Regions from separate parts of the Homo sapiens genome. Here region 1 is linked to region 2. A link is a loop called in an ENCODE intact Hi-C map of the cell type or tissue named here. Cell type or tissue: PC-9. All regions are shown on one strand.

The links. Hi-C counts contacts between places; a loop is a spot of excess contacts. Peaks named below come from ENCODE experiments on the same cell type or tissue, not always from the same donor. Only the 100,000 strongest peaks of a DNase experiment are listed, where the experiment ranks them.
Region 1: a loop joins it to region 2, with 4 times the contacts of the local background. A loop is called at or near these places in 1 of 110 quality-filtered maps.

Annotation. Positions count from the first base shown.
Region 1 is chr3:136,629,679-136,637,678 of GRCh38, reverse strand. It overlaps STAG1 (STAG1 cohesin complex component), which reads left to right. Exons shown (of 34, transcript NM_005862.3): 2 at 6,698-6,809. The coding sequence starts at 6,781. Among named protein-coding and RNA genes, the nearest start is that of STAG1, 120 kb to the left of the region's middle. In PC-9, no CTCF peak of the experiment used is centred here; a DNase peak (open chromatin) is centred at 4,728; H3K27ac peaks cover 437 bases.
Region 2 is chr3:136,348,441-136,356,440 of GRCh38, reverse strand. It overlaps STAG1 (STAG1 cohesin complex component), which reads left to right. Exons shown (of 34, transcript NM_005862.3): 29 at 7,078-7,283. Among named protein-coding and RNA genes, the nearest start is that of PCCB, 100 kb to the right of the region's middle. In PC-9, CTCF peaks have their summits at 4,117 and 4,316 (motif pointing left); a DNase peak (open chromatin) is centred at 6,090; H3K27ac peaks cover 1,060 bases.

The DNA of each region.
Region 1 (8,000 bases), 280 kb before region 2:
TATGAGAATACTTAGGCATAGTGAGTTGCAAAGCTAGAAAGTAGAATACGTGGTATGAGAACTCAGGTAATTGAGCCCCAGAACCGAAACTCTTAAATTACTCTTACATTTCTTTTGATTTTAAGGTTTATGTTACTGAGATATTTTAAAAATAGTCTTTTACAGTACAACATTCAGAGAGAAAGAGCAGAATAATGATCTAACCTGCTGTTGCCAGTGAACCTCATCGCTATCCCATTGAGCACATCATTCAGTTTTGGCTTAAAATATCCTTCTGTCTGCTTAATGTTTGAGAGTTTCTAGGCTGATATTTTCAAAAGATTTATTACTCCTCTCTTTCTTGAGTCTTAATGTTTCCTACTTATTTATCTTTTCGTGTGAATTGCTGTGCAACTTGGAAAATCCAATTTTATTTTTGGCATTCTTTTTGTTCACTGAAAGAGCTACAAAATCTGTCTCACAGGCTAAATTTTACTGGGAAAAGAGTTTGGAACTTTATTTTCTTGATGCTACTTAAACCTTTATGCTACAGAGAATTTAAGTATACAGTAGGCTGTCAAATATCATTTTGTTATAATGTTGATGAGGGAAAGAAAAATAGATTGCTTGCTGGGGCCATTGTGCGGAGTTTGCACATTTTCCCCATGTCTGTGTGGATTTCTTTTCTTTGGGTACTCTGGTTTTCTCCCACATACCAGATATGTGCATGTGCCTGTTAATTGACATGTCTAAATTGTCCTAGTATGAGTAGTTTAGGTATGTATGTGAGTGCCCTGTGTGATGGAATGGTGACCTGTCCAGGGTTTGTTCTTACCTTGCTCCCTGAGCTGCTGGGATAGGCTCTGGCCACCTGCGATTCTGAGCTGGAATAATTGGGTAAATAATTATCTGACTTGTTAAAAATTAATCTTTCTTAAATATATGTAAAGCTTAACATTTATTTTAGTGTTTAATATTTTAAATGTTTTGGTGTTTGTTTAGAAGTTTGCTGATTTTTTTGTGACCAGAAGTATGCTGTAGGAACTTAACTATTGTTTATATCAGTTAGCCTATGCTAAAATTGGTTTTGTTACATGTCATTTTGCTTTAACTCTTAGTTTCCAAGAACCCATGGTTGACGTTAAGACTTAGTGTATATTCATGTATGTTATATTCAATAAAAAGTTTTCTGTTAATATACTTGATTTGATATAAACATGAGTAAAATAGTTAAATTCCATTAAAAATAGTAAATGAGTCTATCTCTTCTATGTAGATGGAGTACCACTTACAGAAACTGTTGAAAAGTGGCTTCACAAATAACATCATTGTCATAATTATAATTTTTGATTTGCTTAGCAAATCATGTGGCACCCCACTACCACCACCTGCGTTGTATGTCTGTGTGTGTATACATTGCTAAGAGATTCTTTTCTTTCTTTTTTTTTTTTGAGACAGAGTTTCTTTCTTGGTGCCCAGGCTGGAGTGCAATGGCGTGGTCTCGGCTCACTGCAATCTCTGCCTTCTGGGTTCAAGTGATTCTCCTGCCTCAGCCTCCCGAGTAGCTGGGATTACAGGCGCGTACCACCATGGCTGGCTAATTTTTGTATTTTTAGTAGAGATGGGGTTTCACCATGTTGGCCAGTCTGGTCTTGAACTCCTGACCTCAGGTGATCCACCTGCCTCAGCTTCCCAAAGTGCTGGGATTACAGGCGTGAGCCATGGTGCCCGGCCTCTGGATTTCTTACATTACAATTTTATTGTTTTTCTTATATAGATTCTACGTATTTTGTTGGATTTACACCTAAGAATTTAATTCATTGATGTGAATGCAAATGATACTGTGTTTTTCATTTAAAATTATATTTGTTCATCGTCTACAGCAAAGTGATTGACTTTTATATATTAGCCTTGTATCTTGAAACCTTGCTATAATAGCTTATTAGTTCCAAGAGTTGTTTTATTTTGCCTTTGTCAGTTCTTTCAGATTTTCTATATAGACAGTTTTGTCATCTGGAAATAAAGTTTTATTTCTTCTTTCCCAAGCTATGTACCTTTTGTTTATTTTCTTTCTCTTGTCGCATTAGCCAGGATTTCCAGTGTGATGTGAAAAAGGAGTGGTTGAGAATAGCATCCTAGCTTTTTTCCTGGTTTAACCGGAAAAGCTTTGAGTTTCTCTCCATTACATGTGATGTTAGCTGCAGCGTTTGGAGATACTCTTTATCGAGTTGAGAATGTTCCCCTATATTTCTCATTTACTGAGAGTATTTATTATGAATGGGTGTTGGATTTTGTCAAGTGCTTTTCCTTTGTCTTTTGGTATGATCATGTAGTTTTTCTTTTTTGGCTCTTTATATGATGTATTATATTAATTGATTTTTGAATGTTGAACCAGCCTTGCATGACTGAGATAAATCCCACTTGGTCTTCATGTAAAATTCTTTTTACACATTGTGTGTTTTGATTTGCTGATGTTTCTGTTGAGGATTTTCACATATATGTTTATTAGAGATATTGATGTGTAATTTTCTTGTAGTGTTTTTGTGTAGTTTGGTGTTACAGAAATGCCTCACAGAATGAATTCGAAAGTAGTTCCTTCTTGTCTCTTTTTTGGAAGATTGATGTTAATTCTTTTTAAACCATGTTTGGTATAATTAAGCAGTAAGGCCATCTGGTCCTGGGCTTTTCTTCCTGGGGAGATTTTTGATAACTGATTCAGTGTCTCGTTATAGTTCTTTTCACATTTTTTGTGTTTTTTGAGCCAGTTTTGACGATTTGTGCATTTCTAGGAATTTGTCCATTTAATATGTTACTAAATTTGTGGACATATGTTGTTTACCGTATTCTTTTGCCCCTTCTCTCTTTTTTTCAAAAGTCATTTTATTTAAAGATATGTCAATTTTGTTTACCTTTTCCAACAACAAACTTGTGGTTTTATTGATTGTATTGTTTTTCTAATCTCAATATAGTTTATCTGTGCACTAATTATTTCTTCAGTTTGCTGCCTTTGGGCTTAGTTTGCCCTTTGTATTTTTTTTCTTCAGTTGTAGAATTAGGTCATTTATTTGAGCTTTTTTTTTTTTTTTCCCTAAAAGCTTGATTTTTACAACTGTATTTTCCTCTGAGCACTGCTTTTGCTGCATCCCATACATTTTGATATATTGTGTTTTTGTTTCATTTATCTCCAAGTATTCTAATTTCTCTGGTTTTTAAAAAAAAATTTTGAGATTCTGTTGTTAAGGGTTTATAACTTTATGATTTTTTATATGTTTGTAAGGAAATGAATTGGGGACCCCCCCATTATATGGTGCCCTGGTTTTTTTTTTGTTTGTTTGTTTTGGGGGCTGAAGCAGGGTCTCTGTCACCCCAGGCTGGAGTGTAGTGGCCCAGTCATGGCTCACTGTAGCCTCAACCTCCTAGGCTCAAGTGATCCTCCCACCTCAGCCTCTCGAATAGAGTAGCTGGAACCACAGGTGTGTGCCACCACGCCTGGTTAGTTTTAAAATTTTGTTTTTGCCTTTTTAAAATTTTTTTTATGTTTATTTATTTATTATTTTTTGAAACAAGGTCTCACTCTGTCACCGAGACTGGAGTGCAGTGGTACGATCTTGGCTCACTGCAACCTCCGCCTCCTGGGTTCAAGTGATTCTCCTGCCTCAGCCTCCTGAGTAGCTGGGACTTCAGGTGCCTGCCACCATGCCTGGCTAATTTTTTTTTTTTTTTTTTTTTTTTTTTTTAAGTAGAGACAGGGTTTCACCATGTTGGCCAGTCTGGTCTTAAACTCTTGACCTCAAGTGATTCGCCCGCCTCAGCCTCCCAAAGTGCTGGGATTATAAGCGTGGGCTACTGTGCCTGGCCAGTTTTTAAATTTTTTTGTAGAGATGGAGTCTCTATATATTCTGCCTGGGCTGGTCTCGAACTCCTGGCCCCCACCAGTGATCCTCTTGCCTCGGCCTATAATATCTGTGCCCCTGACCCCCCCCCCCCCCTTTTTTTTTGATATGGAAACTTTTGCTCTGTTGTCCAGGTTGGAGTGCAGTGGCACAATCTTAGCTCACTGCAACCTCTGCCTTCCGAGTTCAAGTGATTGTCCTGTCCCAGCCTCCCAAGCAGCTGGGATTGCAGGCACCTGCCACCACACCTGGCTAATTTTTGTATTTTTAGTGGAGATGGGGTTTCACCATGATGGCCAGGGTGATCTGGAGCTCCTGACCTCAAGTGATCCACCTGCCTCAGCCTCCAAAGTGCTGGGATTACAGGCGTGAGCCACCATGTCTGGCCTCCCTTTAGCATTTCTTGTAGGGCATGTCTAGGGACAAATTCCTTCTGCTCTTATTTTTCTATGAATGTCTTAATTTCTCCCTTGAGGGATAGTTTTACTGGTTATATAGTTCTTTTTTGATGGTTTTTCTTTCAGCACTTTAGTTATGTCATCCTACTGCCTTTTTTACTTCAATGATCACATTTTTTAATTTTTATTTTGGGGCCGGGGTGGGGGTACTTTCTGGCCGAAACTGGAAAGCCTGCTGGACAAATTCAAACATTAACATTAAAAAAATGGACATTTTGAATATTAAAATGTTTTCACTCTGGGAATCATCCTTTCACCTCCCCCATGCCCTGTTTGATTTTACTGACTGTTAAAATCTATAGTCATCTGTTTATTTAGTGATTCCCCGCCCTCCCCCAACTACTTTTGCCAAGACTGTCTTTATTGTCCTGTGTGGACACTGACATTTTTCATCTTGGTGGTCAAACCAGTAACCTGATAGATTTACCTAAAGAATTGGCACCCAAAAGAGGGAAAAACCCTCTGTGGGTATTTGCAGATAGGTTCTTTGCGGAAGTATTTTTGCAATAAATAGCCTGGCCATTTGCAGCTTGGCCTTAGTCTTCATCTTCTGCTTGCACAGAGCTCAAAGATCAATTAGAGGTGCAAGCCTATGCTTCTCTCAGGCCTCCTCTGACCATGCTTTTAGCCTTGGGCATGCGTGTAGCACCTTGAATTCCCCAGAATACGTGGGAGTCTTTGAAAGCCCTTAGTCCGTAACATATTTTCCTCCTTAGACTCTTTATTCTAAGGCTTTACATATTGCTGCTTGTCTTGTATGCTGTCTCTTACCCCAGAGAGCTTATGTGTAGTATATATATTTAAATCCTTTCAGCAGATGCCAGCTGGGAATCTCTTCAAAATGCACAGCTATCATTTTTGAGAAGGAAGTTGGTATTGCTCCCACAGGTACCAGCAAGTTGCACCAAGAGTTTGATCTGCTGTCCTCATTGACACTGTTGAGTTGGGGAATGGGCGATGGTAGGCAAGTAAGCAAAAGACGCCATAGTGCCTTCTCACCAAATTTTGCAGCTTCTTTCTTTGTTAAGCACCCCTCTCTTTGTAAGTTTTATTAGATTCAGGAATTCTGTAAAAGTTGATTTCAGTTTTTGTCAACCCAAGTGTTGTTTCACTGGAGAGGCTTATTCTTGAAGTTTTCTACTCATCGATTTCCCATGGTATGACTCCTTTCATTTTTTTGAAAGATTATCACTTGGTATGTAATTCAGGGTTGACTTTTTTTTTCCCCCTCTGTCAGTACTTTTAAGATGTTACTCCATTGTCTTTGAACTTACATAGTTTCCATTAGGAAGACTGATACTGATCTTTGTCTTTCTGTATGTATGTATCCTATTTCTTTAGCTTCCTTTTGAATTTTCCCTTTAACTGTGGTTTTTAGCAGTTTGTGTAGTTTGATGTATTCTGCTTGGGAATTCTCTGATCTTACATCTGTTTTGATATCTTACATGATTTTTTGAACATTCTTCCCCATTATATCTCTTCAAATATTTATTCTGCCTTGTACTTTGTCTTTCTGTCCGGAATTGTAACTATACCTGTGTTATTCCATTTGATACGGTATAATGGCCTAGTGTGGACTGTTAGGTCCTACTACCCCTGCTTTTGAAAAATATGAGACTTTATGTTTTTTAGAGCCATTGTAGGTTCACAGCAAATTTGAAGGAAAAGTAAAGAGTGTTTGCTTATATTCTCTGTCCCTACACGTGCACAGCCTACCGTACTATCAACGTCCTGCACGAGAGAACATTTTTTATCAGCTGATCAACCTATATTGACAAGTCACTATCACCCCAAGTTGCTACTTTAAATTAGGGTTGACTCTTGCTGTTGGTGTCTTGCTGTTTTTGGACTCCTGCTGTTTTTACAAATCTGTAATGACACATCCATCACACATGTTTCACTGCCCTAAAAATCTTCTGTGATCTGCCTGTTCATCCCTTCCACCCACTAAATCCTTGGTAACCACCGATTCTTTTACTGGCTCCATAGTTTTGCCTTTTCCAAAATGTCATATGGTTGGAATCATGCAGTATGTATCCTTTTCAGATTGGCTTCTTTACTTAATAATATTTAAGGTTCTTTCATGCCTTTTCAAGGCTCTCAAGCTAATTTTAATGCCAAATAATATTTCACTGTGAGGATGTGCGTAGTTTATTTATTCATTTACTTAGTGAGAACATCTTAGTTGCTTCCAAGTTTTGGCAGTTATGAATAAAACTGCTATAAACATCTGTGGACATTGGTTTTCAGCTCATTTGGGTAAATGCCAAGTAGTGTGATCACTGGTAGTGGTGTGGATTGATTGTAGTTTATGAATTTTGTCATCCTCATTTTATTTTAAAATAATTTCTTTTTTTTAATTGACAGGATTGCCTTTGAGGTTATTTTAAAAGTTTTGAGTTGTACAGCACTTGATTATTTTGCTGCATTGTGAAAGGACCTCTCCAGCAATGATTACTTCAGAATTACCAGTGTTACAGTAAGTATTGTAATTTTCTTTTTTTTATATTTTTTAAGGAAAATTTTGGACAACTTATTTCTTTATCAAAATGCTCTCTTCGATGATACATTTCAAATATGTTCTTTGATATTGGGACAATATCTTTGCAGTGTAAGTAGTAGTAGGGTGTGTAATTACCGTATCCATTCATGGCTTTTGCTATTGAACTGTCAACATGTTTTCTGATATTCAACAAAAAAGATGTTAATGTCCTATATCAGGAGTCAGCAAACTGTGGCCCATGGGCCAAATATGGCATGTTGTCTCTTTTTGCAAAATAAAATTTTGGATGAGAGCCATACTCATTCCTTTACATGCTGTTTATGACTACTTTGTATTACAAGTTGTGACAGTGATAGTATTGCGTGGAAAGCCTAAAATATTTAGTCTGGCCATTTACAAAAAATAGTTTGGTGTCACCTATCTTATACCATACTCTTTCTCTACCCCTTCTCTACCCCCCCTCCCTGCTCACTTCCAGCTCTTTTATTATGATTCTTTCTTTTTCCTTAGATTGAGATTGTTGAGGTGTTCCGGCTACCAGAAGAAATGTAAGGGATACACCAGTTGACATTTTTGATGGCGTCCCATTAGATTTGTTGGAGTTAAGGACAGATTTAGAATTGGGACTTATTTTTATTTTTATTTTCTTTTGAGATGGAATTTTCCACTGTTGCCCATGCTGGAATGCAGTGGTGCGATCTCGGCTCACTGCTACCTCTGCCTTCCGGGTTCAAGCGATTCTCCTGCCTCGACCTCCTGAGTAGCTGGGATTATAGGCACGTGCCACCATGCCCGGCTAATTTTTGTATTTTTAGTAGAGACGGGTTTCACTATGTTGGCCAGGCTGGTCTCGAACTCCTGACCTCAGGTGGTCTGCCCACCTCAGCCTCCCAAAGTGCCGGGATTACATGCATGAGTCACTGTGCCTGGCCAGATTTAGAATTGGGACTTATTCTGGGAAATGTGATCACAGGAATGGCAGATATTGTTCCTTTCATAGCTTTTATCATGATGCAAGTCGGGAATCTGCATACTTTGATTCTGTATAACAATGGTTTAGATATAATAAAAGTGATGAGCACTTTAAGCAGTTATTTATATATTATTACTACTCAGTTCATTTACATACCTTATTTTCAAGAGAGAACCTCTGATTGATCTCTTGGC
Region 2 (8,000 bases):
CCACTGCATTCCAGCCTGGGTGACAGCCTGGGGAGCCTGTGTCAATCAGTCGATTTTTTAAATATAACAGGATTCTAAATAAATAGAATTTTGGAGAGACAGTTAATACTTATATGACTATAAGTGATAGTTCTAAGTAAAGATGTTGATGTCATGTTGATCAGAAAATATTCATTAAGCCCCTAGTATGGTCAGCTACTGTTGTAAAGCTTATGCTCTAATGCCAGGGGGCACAGCATAAACAGGCAGATGGCCAGGCTCAGTGGTTCCGACCTGGAATCCCAGCTATTCCGGAGGCTGAGGTGGGAGGATTGTTTGAGGGCAAGAGTCTGAGAGCAGCCTGGGCAAGACAGTGAGACTGTCTCTAAAAAAAAAAAAAAAAACAGGCAGACAAACGAGAGTTTCAGGCACTGAAATGGGGTAATATGATAGAGACAGGTGTTGAATATTAGTGGGAGTGGTTTGAAAACTTTTTCAATACAGGCATTTACAGCTATACATTTTCCTCTAAACATTACCTTAGCTGCATCTTGTAAGTTTTGGTATGTTGCATTTCTGTTTTTATTCATCTCAAAGTATTTTCTCATTTCACTTATTTCTTCTTTAACCTATTGGTTATTCAGGAGTATTTTGTTTAATTTTTATGTATTTCTGAATTTCCAGATTTTCCTTCTCTTACTGATTTCTTCATTTCATTGTGGTCAGAGATCATGCATTGTATTATTTTAATCCTTTTAAATTTATTGAGGCTTGTTTTATGGACCAACATACGGTCTTAGAGACTGTTCCATGTATCAGTTGACAAAATGTGTTACCATTCTGGTTTTGGTTGGAGTTTTTGTTCTGTAGATGTGTGTTCTGTCTAGTTAGCTTATAGTTTTGTTTATAGTGCTTTTCAGGTCTTCAGTGTTCTTGTTAATCTTTTGCTTAGTTGTCCTATTCATTATTGAAAGTGGGATATTGAAGTCTCCAAATATTACTATTGAATTGTCTATTTGTCCCTTCAGTTCTGTCAGTTTTTGCTTCATACATTTTGGGGCTCTCTTGTTAGGTGTATATACTTTTTTTTTTTTTTTTTTTTTTTTTTTTAAGATGGAGTCTCACTCTGATACCCAGGCTGGAGTGCAGTGACACAATCTTGGCTCACTGCAATCTCTGCTTCCCGGGTTCCAGCGATTCTCCTGCCTCAGCCTTCTGGGTAGCTGGGACTATAGGCGCGTGCCACCACACCTGGCTAATTTTGTATTTTTATTAGAGATGGGGTTTCACCATGTTGGCCAGGCTGGTCTTGAACTCTTGATCTCAAGTAATCTGCCCACCTCGGCCTCCCAAAGTGCTGGGATTACAGGTGTGAGCCACCACGCCTGGCCTGTACATACATTTTTAATTGTTACATCTTCCTGACCAGTTGAGTCTTATTCTAAAGTGTCATTCTCTAAGACATTTTTGTGTCATACTACTATAATCACTCCAGCTTTATTTTGACTACTGTTTTGCATGGTACACCTTTTTTTCCATCCTTTCACTTTCTGCCTTTGTATCTTTGAATCTAAAGTGTGTTTCATGTAGACAGCAAATTGGATCATGTGTTTTTAAATTCAACCTGACATTCTCTATTATTATACTTTTTGTTTTTTATATGTCTCCTGGAGATTTTGTTTTTGTTTTTTGGTTTTTTTTTTTTTTGGTTCTTTCTCCTTTACTGCCTTCTTTTATATTAAATGTATGTTTTCTAGTGTAGCATACTAATTCCTTTAATTAATCTTTAATTGTATTTTTTTAGTTATTTTCCTAGTGGCCTTACCAGGCCTTACAGTATACATCTTATCAAAATTTACTGGCCGAGTGCAGTGGCTCACACCTGTAATCCCAGCACTTTGGGAGGCTGAGGTGGGCAGATCACTTGAGGTCAAGAGTTCAAGACCAGCCTGGCCAACATGGTGAAACCCCATCTCTAATAACAATACAAAAATTAGCCGGGCATGGTGGCACATGCCTGTAATCCAAGCTACTTGGAAGGCGAAGGTGGGAGAATTGCTTGAACCCCAGGGGCCCCAGGGGCAGAGGTCGCAGTAAGCCAATATCGTGCCACTGCACTCCACCCTGGACGATAGAGTGCGATTCCGCCTCAACAAAACAAAATTTACCTAAGGTCTATCCTGATTTATTCTAAGGAAATACAGAAACTTTAATTCTATATAAATCCATTTCCTTCCTCCTTTTTTGGCTATTCTTGTTATACCTAGTCCATCTATATATATTAGAAACCCAATAATAAATTGTTATAATTATACTTGAGATAATCTTTTATAGAAACTGAGAAAAGAAAGGAAAGCCAGTATGTATTTATAGAGTTTGTTATATTAATCTTCCTATTTACCATTTTTCTGGTTCTCTTCATTTCTTCCTGTGGATTCGAATTGCCATCTGGTATCATTCCTATATTCAAATACAGCTTCTCTTTCACTCACTTTTTTGTGTTTATTGTCAAATATATTACATTTCTATGTTATTGACCCAACAATACAGTAACATACATATTGTTTTATATATTTGCTTTTTAAATCAGTTAAGAGAGAAGGGATAAGTAAATATGTAATTATACTTTTGTAACTACCTACAAATTACCTTTACTGGCACTCTTTGTTTTTTCATGTAAATTCAAATTACCCTGTGGTGACATTTGCTTTCAACTTGACTAACTTCCTTTAGTAGGCAGGTCTGATAGCAACAGATTCTCTCAGGGGTGGCTTATGCCTGTAAACCCAGCATTTTGGGAGGCTGAAGCAGGAAGATTGCTTGAGCCCAGCAGTTTGAGGTTACAGTGAGCGATGTAAGATTCTCGTTTGATAGTTTTTTACTTTCAACACTTTGACCATGTGATCCCACTACCTTCTGGCCTCCATTGTGAGCCAGGTGATAAGAATTAATCATTAATTTTATTGGATTTTCTTTGTATGTAGTGAATTACTTTTCTCTTACTACTTTCATGATTTTGTTTTTATCCTTGGCTTTCAGCATTTTTCCTATGATGAATCCATGTGTGCATCTCTTTGCATTTATCCTGTTTGAAGTTCATTGAACTTTGTGGATGTGTAAATTATGTTTTTCATCAAATTGGGCAAGTTTTTAGCCATTATTTCTCCTAAATTTTTCTGCTTTTTCGTCTGCTACCTTGGTTACTCCCATTACACATATGTCAGTATATTTAATGGTATCCCATACTTCTCTCATGCTCTGTTCATTTTTCTTTATTCTTTTTTCTCTCTCTTCTTCAGATGGCATAACTTCTTGATATATCGTCAAATGTGGTGTTTCTTGCTTTTGTCAGCTCAAATCTACTGTCAAGCCACTATAGTAAATTTTTAATTTTGATTATACTTTCAACTGCAGAATTTCCACTTGGTTCTGTTTTAAAATTGATACTCTTTATTTCATGAGAGATATTGTCATCATACCCACTTTTAATTAGATATGATTTTCTTTAGTTCTTTGAACATACAGGTGCTCCTGGATTTAAGATGGGGTTACATCTAATAAACCCATCATAAGTTTAAAATATTGTAAGTCAAAAATGCATTTAATACACCTAATCTACCAAACATCACAGAATAATATAGCCTACCTTTAACACGCAGAATACTTACATTAGCCTATAGTTTGATAATATCATGTAACACAAAGCCTATTTTATAATGAAATGTCAAATATACTATGAAATTTGTTTAATACTATACTGAAAGTACAAAACAGAATGATTGTATAGGTACTCACCATTAAAGTACACAGCTAAAAGCACTATCATAAAGTAAAAAAAAATCATAAGTCAAAGCATTGTAAGTTGGGGACTTTGTATTTATAATCATTGCTTTGAAATCTTTGTGGGCCAAGGTGCTGTTGCTTGCTCTTTTATCAATGTATCCATCACATTTTCCTGTTTCTTTGTACGTCTCATAATTTTTTCTTAAAAACTGGACATTTGGCCAGGCGCTGTGGCTCACACCTATAATCCCAGCACTTTGGGAGGCCAAGGCGGACCGATCACTTGAGCTCACGAGTTCAAGACCAGCCTGGGCAACATGGCAAACCCTGTCTCTACACAAATACAAAAATTAGCTGGGCATGGTGATGCATGCCTGTAGTCCCAGCTACTCGGGAGGCTGAGGTGGGAAGATGGCTTGAGCCTGAGAGGCAGAGGTTGCAGTGAGCCAAGATTGTGCCACTGCACTCCAACCTCGGTGACAGAGTGAGACCTTATCTCAAAAAAATAAATAAATAAAAAGAACAAATATTGCAAAAATGATATCTTTTGAAATAATAATATAGCTACTCTTTACTAATTATCTGCCCCCTAGAGGTTGATATTATTTTCTCGTTGGTCATTTATTTGTTTAGTTACTTGGATGAACAAACTCCAAAATCTGTTTTCTCTGCCTTGTGCAGCCTCTGATGTCTTTGCTCAGATCTTTTTTCCTTTGTTTTTATCATTTGTCTTGGCTGCTGAGGAGGTCACCCCTGGGTTAGCATAAGCCACTTACTGATCAAAGGTTGCGCTTAAACCCCTTAGCCAGTTAGGTTTACCCTTTACTGTTGGATATGTGTATGGCTTGCAGGCTGCTTTCATAATTCAGGGTATTTACTTTTTTGACCCACATTTTAGGCCAGGGACTAGCAGCTTGGAAGATACCTCTCTGATTATTCCTGAGAAAGGCAGCCTTGGGTGTGCAGTCTTCAGACAACCAGGGAAGCATTACTATTTTATTTTTAAGCCTGGCTTCCTAGGAGTTGCTCCTAGGTGTAAGAATAGCTGTTAGTTCAGCCAGTGTTTGGTGAGAGGTTGTATTTAAACCACTTTTGCCAGTGAAGCTTCCTCCCTGTGTTGATAGATCCGTATGTGGCTTGGGGAATGCTTTCAAGTCTGCCTCATTCCCTTCCCTTTTTTTGCCCATGAGTGAATGCAGCTTAGGATATGTGCATAGCTTTCCCAACTCCCAGCACTTTTATTTTTTATTTTATTTTTTAAACCTGTTCCAAATATGCTTAATGGATAAACAGATAAACTCACAAAATTTGAAACCTATAAACAAAAGAAACTTTTAAGCATAGCAATTACTTAAGCAGATCAGTAACTATAAAATGTTATCCTTCTTTCATATAAGAAGAAATATGTGAAATGCCAAGTTAGCTCAGCAACCTATTAATAACCACCAAAGATTGGTGATAAAGCATTCTTCCAATGCTGTGATGAAAAAAAAAAAATAAGCACAGTGGAGGATTTGGTAGGCTACGTTCAAATGAATCAAAGGGAGCTAGTGAAATGAAGAATCACTTGTTTTTTAGTTAAAAACAAAGGGAAACAAATCCTTCCTTTTAAAAAATAATATATATTTAAGGTGTATATATATGATGTCTTGATATACATATATGTTGTAAGATGATGACAACAGTCAGTTAACAAATCCAACTCCCAGGATTGACTATGACTCCAGGAAGGTTCTTCTTGGCTGTCTCTTTCTCTGGTTTTCTCTGTTGAACTTCCGGCTGTTTTGCGCTGTCATTTGTTGCTGCTAGTGTCAGAGAACTACCAGCACCCTCTCATTTTCACTCCATCAGGATCTCTGTTGTCAACACCCTTAGGAAAGGAATTTTCTACATTTCATTCCAAATAAACAAAGTCATCACCACCACCTTCCTCCTCACTCCTCTCTCCAGCTGCAGTTTCTTCTTCATAGTCAGCCTCAGCCACCAGGGAGAACTTTAACTTTTATGCCACTGAAATGGGGAGGAGGGCAGAATTTGGATGGCATGGACCAGCATCCCTCTTCTCCCAGAATAACACCTCTGGCTCTTTGAGCAGGGGAGAGAGTAGGTAACCCCTGGTTCTCAGCTTGCCCCAGGTTTGGAATCTCTCGACAGGGAGTTTGAGGTGGGGCATTCAGGGTTCCAGTGTTCTCAGCCTGCTGTGCCCAGGGTAGTGTTTTACCCCAGGAGTGGAGACTTGGTGGGATAAAAGGAGCTTCATTTTTCCTGGTTGCTGTTCAGAATAGAACTTACACAACACAGGGCTGGGAGGTGATGAGAAATGCAAATGGTATGCTTCTTTCTTTCAGGGTAGCCTGGGAACTAGAGAGAGAGGGAACCCCCATCTTCTTGGCCACCTGCCTGGACTAGATAGAGTTTCTAAAATATAGAGCTGTAGTGGCAGGGAGAAGGAAACAAGGGAAGGGAACAGGTTGTGGATCAAATGCTACAAAACTTTTGCTGTTCTTGCTAAAATGTATTAGATTTTCTTTTTTTTTTTGAATGGAGTCTCCAGACTGTCACCCAGGCTGGAGTGCAGTGGCACGGTCTTGGCTTACTGCAACCTCCGCCTCCCGGGTTCAAGCGATTCTCCTGCCTCAGCCTCCTGAGTAGCTGGGATTACAGGTGCATGCCACCACGCCTGGCTAATTTTTTTTGTAGGGATAGGGTTGTGCCAGGTTGATCTCAAACTGCTGTCCTCAAGTGATCTGCCCACCTCGGCCTCCCAAAGTGCTGGGATTTACAGGCGTGAGCCACGGTGCCTGGCCAGATTTTCTTGAATAAATTTTTCTCCATTTGCTGTATGCCCTTAAGAGAATTGGCAAATACTTTAAATTACGGTATTTTATAATTTTTACTAGTTAAAATGTTGTTTTGCTGGAAAGAGGGCATGCCAGCCTCCTTACTCCACCATCTTAGAAATCCTGCTTTGGCTTGAACACTTTATAAGAAAACTCAATAATCTTTTTGAGCTAAACTTCTGATTTTTTTTTAACATTGGTGTTTAAAAGCAAAGGAAGAAATATAGGAAAGACCGTACATACATACACACCCTTAGGTAATACACTCACTTGCTTTAAAGTATCCCAAGAATAAGTGAAACAAAACCTTAACTCCTCAGTCCCTCTCTTTCCAAAGGTGACCACTGTTAATAGTTTAATGTGTGTCCTTAGGTATTCTTCAGAACCTGCAGAAAGAGAGCCTCAGATTAAGAAAAAGTAAGTGATGTATGAACTGCTTCTCTGAAAATCACTGCTGTTTCTATTGTGTTTCTAGTCATTCATACCTAGAGAAATTCCTTACCGAGCAGATGATGGAAAGGAGGGAGGATGTATGGCTTCCACTCATCTCCTATAGAAATTCATTAGTCACTGGGGGTGAAGATGATAGAATGTCTGTGAACAGTGGAAGTAGCAGCAGCAAAACCTCATCAGTAAGGAATAAGAAAGGACGACCTCCACTTCATAAAAAACGAGTAGAAGGTAAGTCTGCCTTTACACTATAAGAAACAATTTGCCTGGTTTTAAAGAGATAAAGTAGTAAATAATCTTTTGAAGCAAGATAATAGTATCAGGCACATGATTTTCTTGTATATTTTATTCACAATGAGATGTTAAGGCAAAAAGGTTGAAACAGATGAAGTAAGACAGAAAAGCATCAAGGAAAAAGAAGTTGAGGAAGCATGGAGCACAAAGGAAGACAGCCCAAAAGAGGAAAAAATTAGCTAGGTCTATAAAATCAATCCCCATACTATATGCCTCTAATACATTAAAATATAAAGTAAGATAGTCACAATGCTATTCTATTAAAATTCTTCCTAATATAGATGAGATACAGGTAATTTGAGGGTAGATTTCTGCAGCAAATTGAATATACCAGAATAGTTGTTTTCCAGTTCTACCACTTGGTTGGAACAGTAAGACAGTGATGGCCTCCAGGTGTGGTGGCTCACATCTGTAATCCCAGTTACTCAGGAGACCAAGGAAGGAGGATCAGGAAATTAAGGCCAGAAATTTGAGACCAGCCTGGGAAACATAGCAAGACTCCCATCTCTAAGAAAAAAAAAATTTTAAATGGGTGGCATGCACCTGTAGTCCCAGCTACTTGGGAAGCCGAGGTGGGAGAATCACTTGAGCCCAGAAGTTTGAGGTTGCAGTGAGCTATGATCATGCCACTGCACTCCAGCCTGGGCGACAGAG